4 separate regions of the Homo sapiens genome follow, and all the other regions are linked to region 1. A link is a loop called in an ENCODE intact Hi-C map of the cell type or tissue named here. Cell type or tissue: Calu3. All regions are shown on one strand. Region 1 overlaps STAG1 (STAG1 cohesin complex component). Region 2 overlaps MSL2 (MSL complex subunit 2). Region 3 overlaps STAG1 (STAG1 cohesin complex component). Region 4 overlaps STAG1 (STAG1 cohesin complex component).

Region 1 (2,500 bases):
GAGTAGTAGCTATAGAGAACTTAAGACCCATAAGCCTAAAATATATACTGTATGGTTTTTTGTTTTTTTGGTTTTTTTTTTTTTTTGAGATGTAGTCTCACTCTGTTGCTCAGGCTGGAGTGCAGTGGCGTGATCTTGGCTCGGCCAACCTACGCCTCGTGGGTTCAAGCAATTCTCCTGCCTCAGCCTCCCAAGTAGCTGGGACTATAGGCGCACACCACCATGCCTGGATAATTTTTGTATTTTTAGTAGAGAAGGGGTTTCACTATGTTGGCCAGGTAGGTCTCGAACTTCTGACCTCATGATCTGCTGGCCTTGGCCTCCCAAAGTGCTGGGATTACAGGCATGAGCCACTGCACCCGGCTGTATGGATCTTTATGAAAAAGCTTGCTGACCCTGGACATCATTTACAATATTATTTATAGTTTCATTTTTGTTGTTTTGTTTTGTTTGTTTTTGAGACAGAGTTCTACTCTTTCGCCCAGGCTGGAGTGCAGTGGTGCTATCTCTGCTCACTGCAACGTCCATCTCCCGGGTTCAAGCGATTCTCGTGCCTCAGCCTCCCAAAGTGTTGGGATTACAGGCATGAGCCACTGCGCCCAGTCTTATTTATGGTTTTAAATACCAGATTAACTTTAAAGATATATAAGTTAGAGTAATATGATAACTTTGAAGATTTACAAGTGGGTAAGTAATGATGTGAGAATATTACTGGCAGCGGTGTGTAGAATGGCTTGAATAAGCAGCAGTAGGGAGATAAATTGAGATTATCATGGGGAGTGGTGATTGTGGTAATAATCCTGGAAAGAGTGAGAAACAGATTATATTGTTCTGAGAAGGATGGCTGAGGTAGGATTATGTTAGCAGGAGGCACAAGAAGACTGATATCATTCTATCAATTCGAGTTTATAGACAGGATAATGGTGACAATAAATTTGTATAATAACTTAAAGCATACGTATGCATAACTTAAATCAGTTAATTAATTGTATCTCTGTGAGTAGAAAGTCAGAGGTAAGTCAGGATTGGATTCAATTTTAGATGTGGCATTTGGTGAATTTGAGGTGGCATTCAAGTAAGTATGTCATGCATGCAAGATAAAAATCCTGAGTCAGAGATCTGGAATGCGGTCAGGTGTACTGATAGGGTATTGAAGTCATTTGCATAGAAGTTACACATTAACTGGATGAAATCTCCAAGGGAGTGTAATATAAATGGAGAAGAGCAGACCTAACAGTTGAGCTTTAAGGAAGAGGGAATGAGCCTAAAAGAGCATTTGGTGAAGGAGATTGAGAAATAGTAGATTGTGAGTTGGACTTACCATTTGCTATGTACTTTTCCTACTCTTTACAATTTTATGCAGTAATGTAGAATTTAGTGAAGAGATTCTTGTTCATGCTGTCTAAACCTTTTCAATGCTGTGTTGAAGCCAGCTTGTATTGGCCTGTGAGAGTTAAATATTAAATTTTTAGGAATTTTGCAAGGTAGCTAAACACAACATATCTGTTTTAAAAAGTTAACTTATATAAGCTTAAATTAAATGTCATATGAAAAATAAAAATAGTAAATACTCAAAATTCATCACTTCCTAATTATTTCATGTTACTATTTATGCTCTTGAAGTTGTTATTTAAACCTGTTGTGTCTTTGTGGTAGAAATATGTTTTAATGCTGTACTACTGTTTGTCACTTCCCACCTCACTTTGGTTATGCCACTTTGGTCATTTGAAATTGGCTATGGTAGGAATATGTACACCGTGAAAATCAGCAAATGATAAAAATCAATGCTTAATTTATTGTTTTGTTGATTATAGACTTAAGAAAGTGATAGAGAAATTGTTAACAATGCAGATTCAACTTAAAGGTGTATCGGATGGTCTATACCCATTACAATACAATAACAAAAAATTGAGGAAGCATGTTTCCTCAGCCCTTATCTGAGTCAGCAGAGAAGTTGCTCACACCATTGACTAATGAATGAAGTTTCAACAAATGTCTTTATAATTTTACTTGCATCCTACTCATTAAAGTGAACAAAAATAGAAACCACCTTTCATGTTAAAATTCCTATTCATTCATCAGTTGCAGCTGTAGGTTAGATTCCAATAATTGGCTGGGCACGGTGGCTCACACCTGTAATCCCAGCACTTTGGGAGGCCGAGGCAGGTGGATCATGAGGTCAGGAGATCGAGACCATCCTGGCTAACACGGTGAAACCCCATCTCTACTAAAAATGCAAAAAAAATTAGCCGGGCCTGGTGGCGGGTGCCTGTAGTCCCAGCTACTTGGGAGGCTGAGGCAGGAGAATGGTGTGAACCCGGGAGTTGGAACTTGCAGTGAGCTGAGATTGTGCCACTGCACTCCAGCCTGGGCGACAGAGTGAGACTGTCTCAAAAAAAAAAAGATTCCAATATAAGAGTTGGGCAAAAATTATCTTTAAAATTATTTTGTGAGAATCGGTTATGTGGAATTTACAATAAAGAGTGTTTTGTGTTTTATT
Region 2 (2,500 bases), 440 kb after region 1:
GCAGTGGTGTGATCTCGGCTCACTGCAACGTCCATCTCCTGGTTCAAGCTATTCTCCTGCCTTAGCCTCCTAGAGTAGCTGGGACTCTACAGGCATCCGCCACACCCAGCTAATTTTTTTTTTCATGTATTTTTAGTAGAGACAGGGTTTCACCATGTTGGCCAGGCTGGTCTTGAACTCCTGACCTCAGGTCATCCTCCCACCTCGACCTCCCAAAGTGCTAGGATTACAGGCGTGAGCCACTGCGCCTGGCCAAATATGGTTTGTTTGGAGTCTCTAATAAGAGGATTCTTTAATGAGGCTTGAATAGAGTGGTGGGAGTGAAAAGAAAGGGAACAACATAAAATGAAAAGGGAACATTTGATCATTCTTACGGTTATCATAACATTTTAATTTGAAATGTATTGTGTTATCTTTGTCGTAGTTGGGTTTATCTCGTTATAAATTGATTAAATGAGATGTTTTCTAGTCTTAAGTTGGTGAGTATGTTTAGCACAGTGCTTTCACATAACATGTACTTGATAAAATGTACAGCTAATCCTCCGTATCTGTGGGTTCTGCATTTGTGGATTCAGCCAACCTTGGATCTAAAATATTTGGGAAAAAATTGCAACTATGCTGAACATGTATGGACATTTTTTTTTGGTCAGGATTCTCTAAGCATTACAGTATAACAACTACTTACATAGTATTTATATTGTTTAGGTGTTATAAGTAATCTGCAGATGATTTAAAGCGGCAGTTCCCTACCTTTTTGGCACTAGGGACTGGTTTCATGGAAGACTATTTTTCCACAGGGTCAGGGGATGGTTTCAGGATGATTCAAGCACATTACATTTATTGTGCACTTTATTTCTATTATTATTACATTGTAATATGTAATGAAATAATTATAGAGTTCACTATAATGTAGGATTAGTGGGAGCCCTGAGCGTGTTTTCCACAAGGGTCCCATCTGGGGGTGATGGGAGACAGTGACAGATCATCAAGCATTATTTCTTAATGAGTGTGCAGCCTAGATGCCTTGCTTGCACAATTCACAATAGTGTTTGTGCTCCTATGAGAGTCTAATGCCACTGCAGATCTGACAGGCAGAGCTCAGGTGGTAATGCGAGCAGTGGGGAGTGGCTGTGAAGCTTTGCTTGCTGGACCCAGTTCACTTCCTGCTCACTTCCTGCTGTGCAGCCTGGTTCCTAACAGGCCAAGGACCGGAGCCTGTCCATAACCTGGAGGCTTAGGGACCCCTGATTAGAAGAATAGAGGAGGATATGCTTAGGTTATGTGCAAATACTATGTTGTGTTATATCAAGGACTTCAGTATCTGCAGATTTTGGTATTCAAGCGAGATGCTTGAACCAATCACCCATGGATATCTAGGGACAGTTATACAATGGTGTTGAAGAACTGACAAAACCTGGCAGTTTGACACAGACATATGGGAAAAATTGAAGGAGTCAAAAGGTCACTTAGTTCATATCAGAAATGAAGTAAGGAAGGATGTTGATTTTTGGGGAACCTGAAGAGTTGAGGTAGTCTAGGTTTGAAGTAATGTAAGGATAGCCTAGTTAAAGAATTCTTCAGGGATTTTTAGCGATATGGTTGTGGTAATTGAGCTAAATATTCTGCAAAACAGCCATGCTGTTGTTTTGACAACCTCTTTTAGAACAATTTTTTTTTTTGGCTTCCATTTTCCCCAAGTTACCTTGTCTGTATGTAATTGTCTCCATTGATTTTAGTTTTGTCTTCTGGAATAATTCAGAAAGCCTTTGATAAAATTTTGCCCTTCAGCGTTGGAAGACAGCTTTGTCATTCCTGAGGAGTTGGGTCCTGGCCAGGCGTGGTGGCTCACGCCTGTAATCCCAGCACTTTGGGAGGCCGAGGCAGGTGGATCATCTGAGGTCAGGAGTTTGAGACCAGCCTGGCCAACATGGTGAAACCCTGTCTCTACTAAAAATACAAAAATTAGCCGGGCGTGGTGGTGCGCACAGGAGAATTGCTTGAACCCAGGAGGCGAAGGTTGCATTGAGCCAAGATTGCACCACTGCACTCCAGCCTGGGCGACAGTGAGACTCTGTCCCTTCCCCCACCCCCCCCTCCAAAAAAAAAGAAAAAAAGAGTTGTGTCCCAAGTTATTCTGGTAGCATCCTTGTTTTAGTTTCCTCTAAAAGGGTGATTTTTGTGTCCATATCTATAGTATTTTAGATAAGGTTAGATGAAGTTATCTTCTATGATGACTTGAATGATTTTTCTGTTTCATTTGTAAGATGAGGTTGTTGGATTAAAGCATAACTTTTGCTATGAATTTGATTTCCAGACTTTTTTTTTTTTTTTTTAGCTTTGTTAAAAATTTGCTGAATTGGGCTGAGCACAGTGGCTCATGCCTGTAATCCCAGCACTTCAGGAGGCTAGGGCTGGCGGATCCTTTGAGGTCAGGAGTTTGAGATCAGCCTAGCCAACATGGTGAAACCTTGTCTCTATTAAAAATACAAAAAATAAGCCG
Region 3 (2,500 bases), 79 kb after region 1:
GAAATACTAAACCCAACCAGTTCTTTTCCTCACATACATAAAAGTTTTGTAAAATGAAAAATAGGTATTCTAGGCAAAAGATGAGTTGAGAAAATCTTAGTGGCACCAGACAAAAGTTGTGAGAGACTTCAAAGTATACTTGAGATTATCTGGGACCCCTAGTGACATAGCTTTGAAGCACAGGTTGAAGAAACAGGACTTGATCATTTATGCAGTCTGATAAGAAACTGCTAAAGAATCTTAAGTAGTCTCAAATATTTAAATCTTAAATTATGTAACTGGAGCCAATTATACAATGTCATCTATAAACAAGGTACTTGCTAAAACTTTTTGCTCTATAATTTATGGATTTGTATACAATGTGGGCAGCTTCTCTTTGCTTTTTCACCCTGAATTTAGAAATGAAACCTGGCTCTCCCTATATCAGATTATTTCACTCATGGCCTCATTAATTAGAAAGGAGAAGAGTTCAGCCTTTTCTACTCTCTGTTTTCTACTCCTTGCTTTTCCATACCATGCGATGAAAGGTAACAATCTTCTCTAGAATTACTTTTTATTGTTATCATTTTATTTCTCCCTTTAGTTCCCTATGACTAAAATTTTTTGGTTGACATTTTGTCTCTAATGTGTAATTTTTGCCTGAGTTCTCGATTTTCTTTAATAATATCCTGAAAATTTTGGGACTTTCTCTACAAAAATACATAGACATGAATTTTCGTATGTTTTAAAATGGTTCATAGGTACTTTGGAGTCCATGTGCCACAGGTCAAGAAACCCTGCCTATCTTGAATCCTATTAATAGTCGTAATAGAACTGAGGTGGCAGACAGACATTATTTTTCTTACAGTCATTTCTTCTAAGTCTTACGTGAACAACATTAGCACTGATATGAACTTATTTTAATAGTTCTTGAAGATATGGTGAAAATACTTTGGACATCTTTGAACAGTTCTATAGCTCTAGCTAGGATAGTGCTTGCTTTTGGCCCTGGGCTATACTAGCATGGCTCAAACAAGCTCTACAATTTGATATTCTAGTATTTGGTAAAGTTTCTGTTCTTGGTGTAGATGGACTGCATCCTGTGCAGTCTTGAAAGATTAGTTAACCGGTACTCACATGTTATGTGCCAATACGTGATTTTTAAAAACATTTACTTTAATGTTTTACTTATCTTTTGTATTTAGAAAGGAAAAAATACATTAGTTTTTTTTCCTCCCCCACAAGGACTGTTATAAAGTGAAGGCTGCCATCTAGAGACAGACTCATCATTGGAGATGTAATCACAGCAATTTCTGTTTTCAAGGCATTCTAAAAAATTTATAAGTATCAAAAATGTATCTTTATTCATAATTTGTGAGGGTTTTTTTTTTCCTTTTTGCACATACTGTTTAGACAGATCCCATGCATCCCAAGATATTTACGATTAAGCTTGAAAGGTATCAAAGTGTCTCTTTCTTTACCTCTTCCCCAGACCCCCTCCTCAAATCTTGAAAAAGACTCTTAAATGTAGTCACTGCATTACTAGGTAACTGTTAAGTTCTACATTTCTGGTATACTGATATTTGTTTAGTGAATCCTTCTCAGTTTTAGTAGACTCAACATTTCTTCTCCTATCCTGACTCAGATTTTTTCTACCAATCCATCCATATTTATGTCTAGTCTTGATTTACAGTTTGCTGTTTATCAGGCTAGGTTATATAAAAATGAAACTAAAAATGGCCAGGCACGGTGGCTCACGCCTGTAATCCCAGCAGTTTGGGAGGCCGAGGTGGGTGGATCATGAGGTCAGGAGTTCGAGACCAGCCTGGCCAACATGATGAAACCCTGTCTCTACTAAAAATACAAAACTTATTGTGTTTTTAGTAGAGAATAATTACACGTGGTGACGTGTGCCTGTAATCCCAGCTACTCAGGAGACTGAGGCAGGAGAATCACTTGAACCCGGGAGGCGGAGGTTGCAGTGAGCTGAGATCGCGCCATTGCACTCCATCTTGGACAACAGAGCAAGACACAATCTCAAAAAAAAAGAAATAAAAAAATAAAAAGTTAGATGACAATAAAAATGATCCTGTCATATGCTTGGATTATCTCTAGTACATAACTAGATTACATTTTATTTATTAAGGCGCTATAATCCACTCTGTAAAAGAAGAGCTTTAAAATGATTTATACATGGAGCAATTACTTAGAAAGCATCTGCTATTTGGAAGGATCTTTTGCTAAGTGTGTTAGACAATGTTAGTGTATTTCAATCACACTTAGACTTCAGTAATTTGAGGTAAGCAAGAATGGTGTGTCATAAAAGCTATAAACTTTTTTTTTTTTTGAGTCTTGCTCTGTCATCCAGGCTGGAGTACAGTGGTGCAATCTCAACTTACTGCAACCTCAGTCTCCCAGGTTCCAGAGATTCTTGTGCCTCAGCCTCCTGAGTAGCTGAGATTACAGGCATGTGCCACCCACACCCGGCTGTTTTTTTGTATTTTTAGTAGAGATGATGTCT
Region 4 (2,500 bases), 110 kb before region 1:
AAAATCTCATGTGTTCACAGATGAAGCACTGTCACATGACAGATGGCTAAGAAATCTATTGTCCATTGTCTGGGAGAGTTCCTGGTGCCTGAATCACACTGTATCAAATTCTAATTGCGTGTTTCTGTCTATGTAAACTTGGGCAACTTCTTTAACCTTTCTAAGTCTCAGTTTTCTCATCTGTAAAATGGGAATAATAATAAAAGTATTCCACTGTTGTGGGCTGCACAACAGTGCAAATACAAAAGTAAAAGGAGTTGCCCTTCTCCCTGTCAGTGTGCGTTAAAAAGTTAGCCTTTGGCCAGGCACGGTAGCTCATGCCTGTAATCCCAGCACTTTGGGACGCTGAGGTGGGTGGATCATTTGAGCTCAGAAGTTTGAGACCAGCCTGGGCAACATAGCGAAACCCTGTCTCTACAAAAAAATACAAAAATTAGCCAGGCATGGTGGCTCGCATCTGTAGTCCCAGCTACTCTGGAGGCTGAGGTGGGAGGATTGCTTCAGCCCAGGAGGCAGAGGTTGCAGTGACCTAAGATGATGCCGCTGCACTCCAGCCTGGGTGACAGAGTGAGACTGTCTCAAAAAAAAAAAAAAAAAAAAGTTAGGTTTTAACCACTAGACTATATTGTGTTGTGCATAGATCCAAAGATCATTTATCTTAAAAGACATATCGTAATCTAAGTAAATGCTGAGGTTACTTTCTGTAAGCAAAGAATTTTAGTTAATTGGTTCTCATCAGCAGGTAGGGCTAGCAATAGATTAAAACTTTATTAATGAGGCCGAGCGTGGTGGCTCAAGCCTGTAATCCCAGCAGTTTGGGAGGCCGAGGTGGGTGGCTCACGAGGTCAGGAGTTTGAGATCAGTGTGGCCAAGATGGTGAAACCCCGTCTTTACTGAAAATACAAAAATTAGCCTGGCATGGTGGTGGGCACCTGTAATCCCAGCTACTTGAGAGGCTGAGGCAGGCGAATCACTTGAAACTGGGAGGTAGAGGTTGCAGTGAGCTGAGATTGCGCCGCTGCACTCTAGCCTGGGTGACAGAGCAAGACTCTGTCTCAAAAACAAAAAATTTATTAATGAGAATGGTCAGATGATAAGGTACTCTGGTTAATTGAGAGATGAAGGTTATCACCAGCGTGTTCTGCTTTTTAGTAAACATATTTCGGAAATTAGGCTCCTTTTCTTTCTTCAGAAAAGTGCTGCATCCTGGAAAGACATTGTAATGCTTCTTTGGTAGTTGATAAATTTTGATGGCTTTATCAGGATTATTTATGAATCTTAGCTTTTTCTTTATTATTCTGCACACAGAAGGTTAGGCATGAAACCAAGAGCAAAGTTGGAAAGTTACCTCTAGACAAAATAAGATGATGGCTTACTACTTTTTCCTCCCATTGGGATGCAGACAACAAAATTGTGACTAAGGTGTTTTTTTTTTTTTTTTTTTTTTAGTTGTGGATAAAAGATTTGATTTTATAGATACAAAGGCAACATGGTGTAGAAGAACAAAAACTAGTGTAGGGCCAGAGATCTGAGTTTTAATTATAACTCTGCCACTAACTGTGTGTCTTTGATTGATTACTTCTCTGGGCCTCAGTTTCTTCATCTCTAAAATTAGTGTCTTTGGCCAGATAGCTGGTTTCCAAGATTTCCTGTAATTTTTTTAGTCCCTGTTGAAATAATCATGAAGTTAAGTCTTTATCAGGTAATGCAGTTTTTGATTTGAAAGTCATTAGTTTTGAAGACCTAGGTGTGATATTTTGCCTCCACACCTCCCGTCTGTTTATTGGAATAATTTATGCTTTCCACTAGCTGATAAGTGCACAGGCCAAATAAAATGTTGATATTTAGATAGCACTTATAGTTTCTGGTGCCAGGTGTGGGCATGTGTTTGCTACATACTTGATGAAAAAGAGATAGGTTAGCAAGTGTTTTCGTGTAATTTTGCTCATTGAGTCATTCATCAAGCATTTGTTGAACATTTACAATGAGCCATATAGTGTGGTTATAAAGACATTGAAGCACAGTTCTTGTTTTCCCGAAGTACACAAGGAGGGGCATATGAAGACTCAGAACTTAGGTAGTACCTTCTTCGGAAATCTTTACTTGATAGGCTTATTGCTCCTCTCTTTCTCCCATCCAGGGTTGATCTAAGTGTTCTCTCTGCCTTTGTATTTTAGTGGCACACAGTGCCGGGGCTGCCATGAATGGTTGTAGAATTGGTACCCTGCCTAAAGATACTTGGCCAAAGTGGTAGGGGAAGGCTGAAATCCAGATTTTATTCTGCTTGACAAATTCTATTTGCTTTTTCCAGCTTTTTCTAGTTTACCTGCCCAGAGGAGAGTGCTTTTTCTAATTCTTACAAAAGAACCTGTGTATTCCAGCAAATATCCACCCTTTGCATTACTGTATCATAAACATTCTGTATTGCTTTTTTTTTTTGTAGTAAAGTTTTGTAGTGGGTAATGAATGCCTTGAGGTGGTTTGTTGAAGTGAGCAAATG

Evidence for each region. A loop is a pair of places that touch in the nucleus more often than their neighbours do. Peaks named below come from ENCODE experiments on the same cell type or tissue, not always from the same donor. Only the 100,000 strongest peaks of a DNase experiment are listed, where the experiment ranks them.
Region 2: a loop joins it to region 1, with 2.5 times the contacts of the local background. A loop is called at or near these places in 2 of 110 quality-filtered maps.
Region 3: a loop joins it to region 1, with 4 times the contacts of the local background. A loop is called at or near these places in 4 of 110 quality-filtered maps.
Region 4: a loop joins it to region 1, with 3 times the contacts of the local background. A loop is called at or near these places in 6 of 110 quality-filtered maps.

Annotation. Positions count from the first base shown.
Region 1 is chr3:136,624,011-136,626,510 of GRCh38, reverse strand. The region is part of intron 2 of STAG1 (STAG1 cohesin complex component); the gene reads left to right. Among named protein-coding and RNA genes, the nearest start is that of STAG1, 130 kb to the left of the region's middle. RefSeq lists an enhancer at 337-837. In Calu3, no CTCF peak of the experiment used is centred here; a DNase peak (open chromatin) is centred at 1,120.
Region 2 is chr3:136,185,135-136,187,634 of GRCh38, reverse strand. All of the region lies in intron 1 of MSL2 (MSL complex subunit 2), which reads left to right. Among named protein-coding and RNA genes, the nearest start is that of MSL2, 10 kb to the left of the region's middle. In Calu3, no CTCF peak of the experiment used is centred here; a DNase peak (open chromatin) is centred at 1,124.
Region 3 is chr3:136,544,585-136,547,084 of GRCh38, reverse strand. All of the region lies in intron 5 of STAG1 (STAG1 cohesin complex component), which reads left to right. Among named protein-coding and RNA genes, the nearest start is that of STAG1, 210 kb to the left of the region's middle. In Calu3, CTCF peaks have their summits at 190 and 1,212 (motif pointing left); a DNase peak (open chromatin) is centred at 1,234.
Region 4 is chr3:136,731,185-136,733,684 of GRCh38, reverse strand. The region is part of intron 1 of STAG1 (STAG1 cohesin complex component); the gene reads left to right. Among named protein-coding and RNA genes, the nearest start is that of STAG1, 20 kb to the left of the region's middle. In Calu3, no CTCF peak of the experiment used is centred here; no DNase peak of the experiment used is centred here.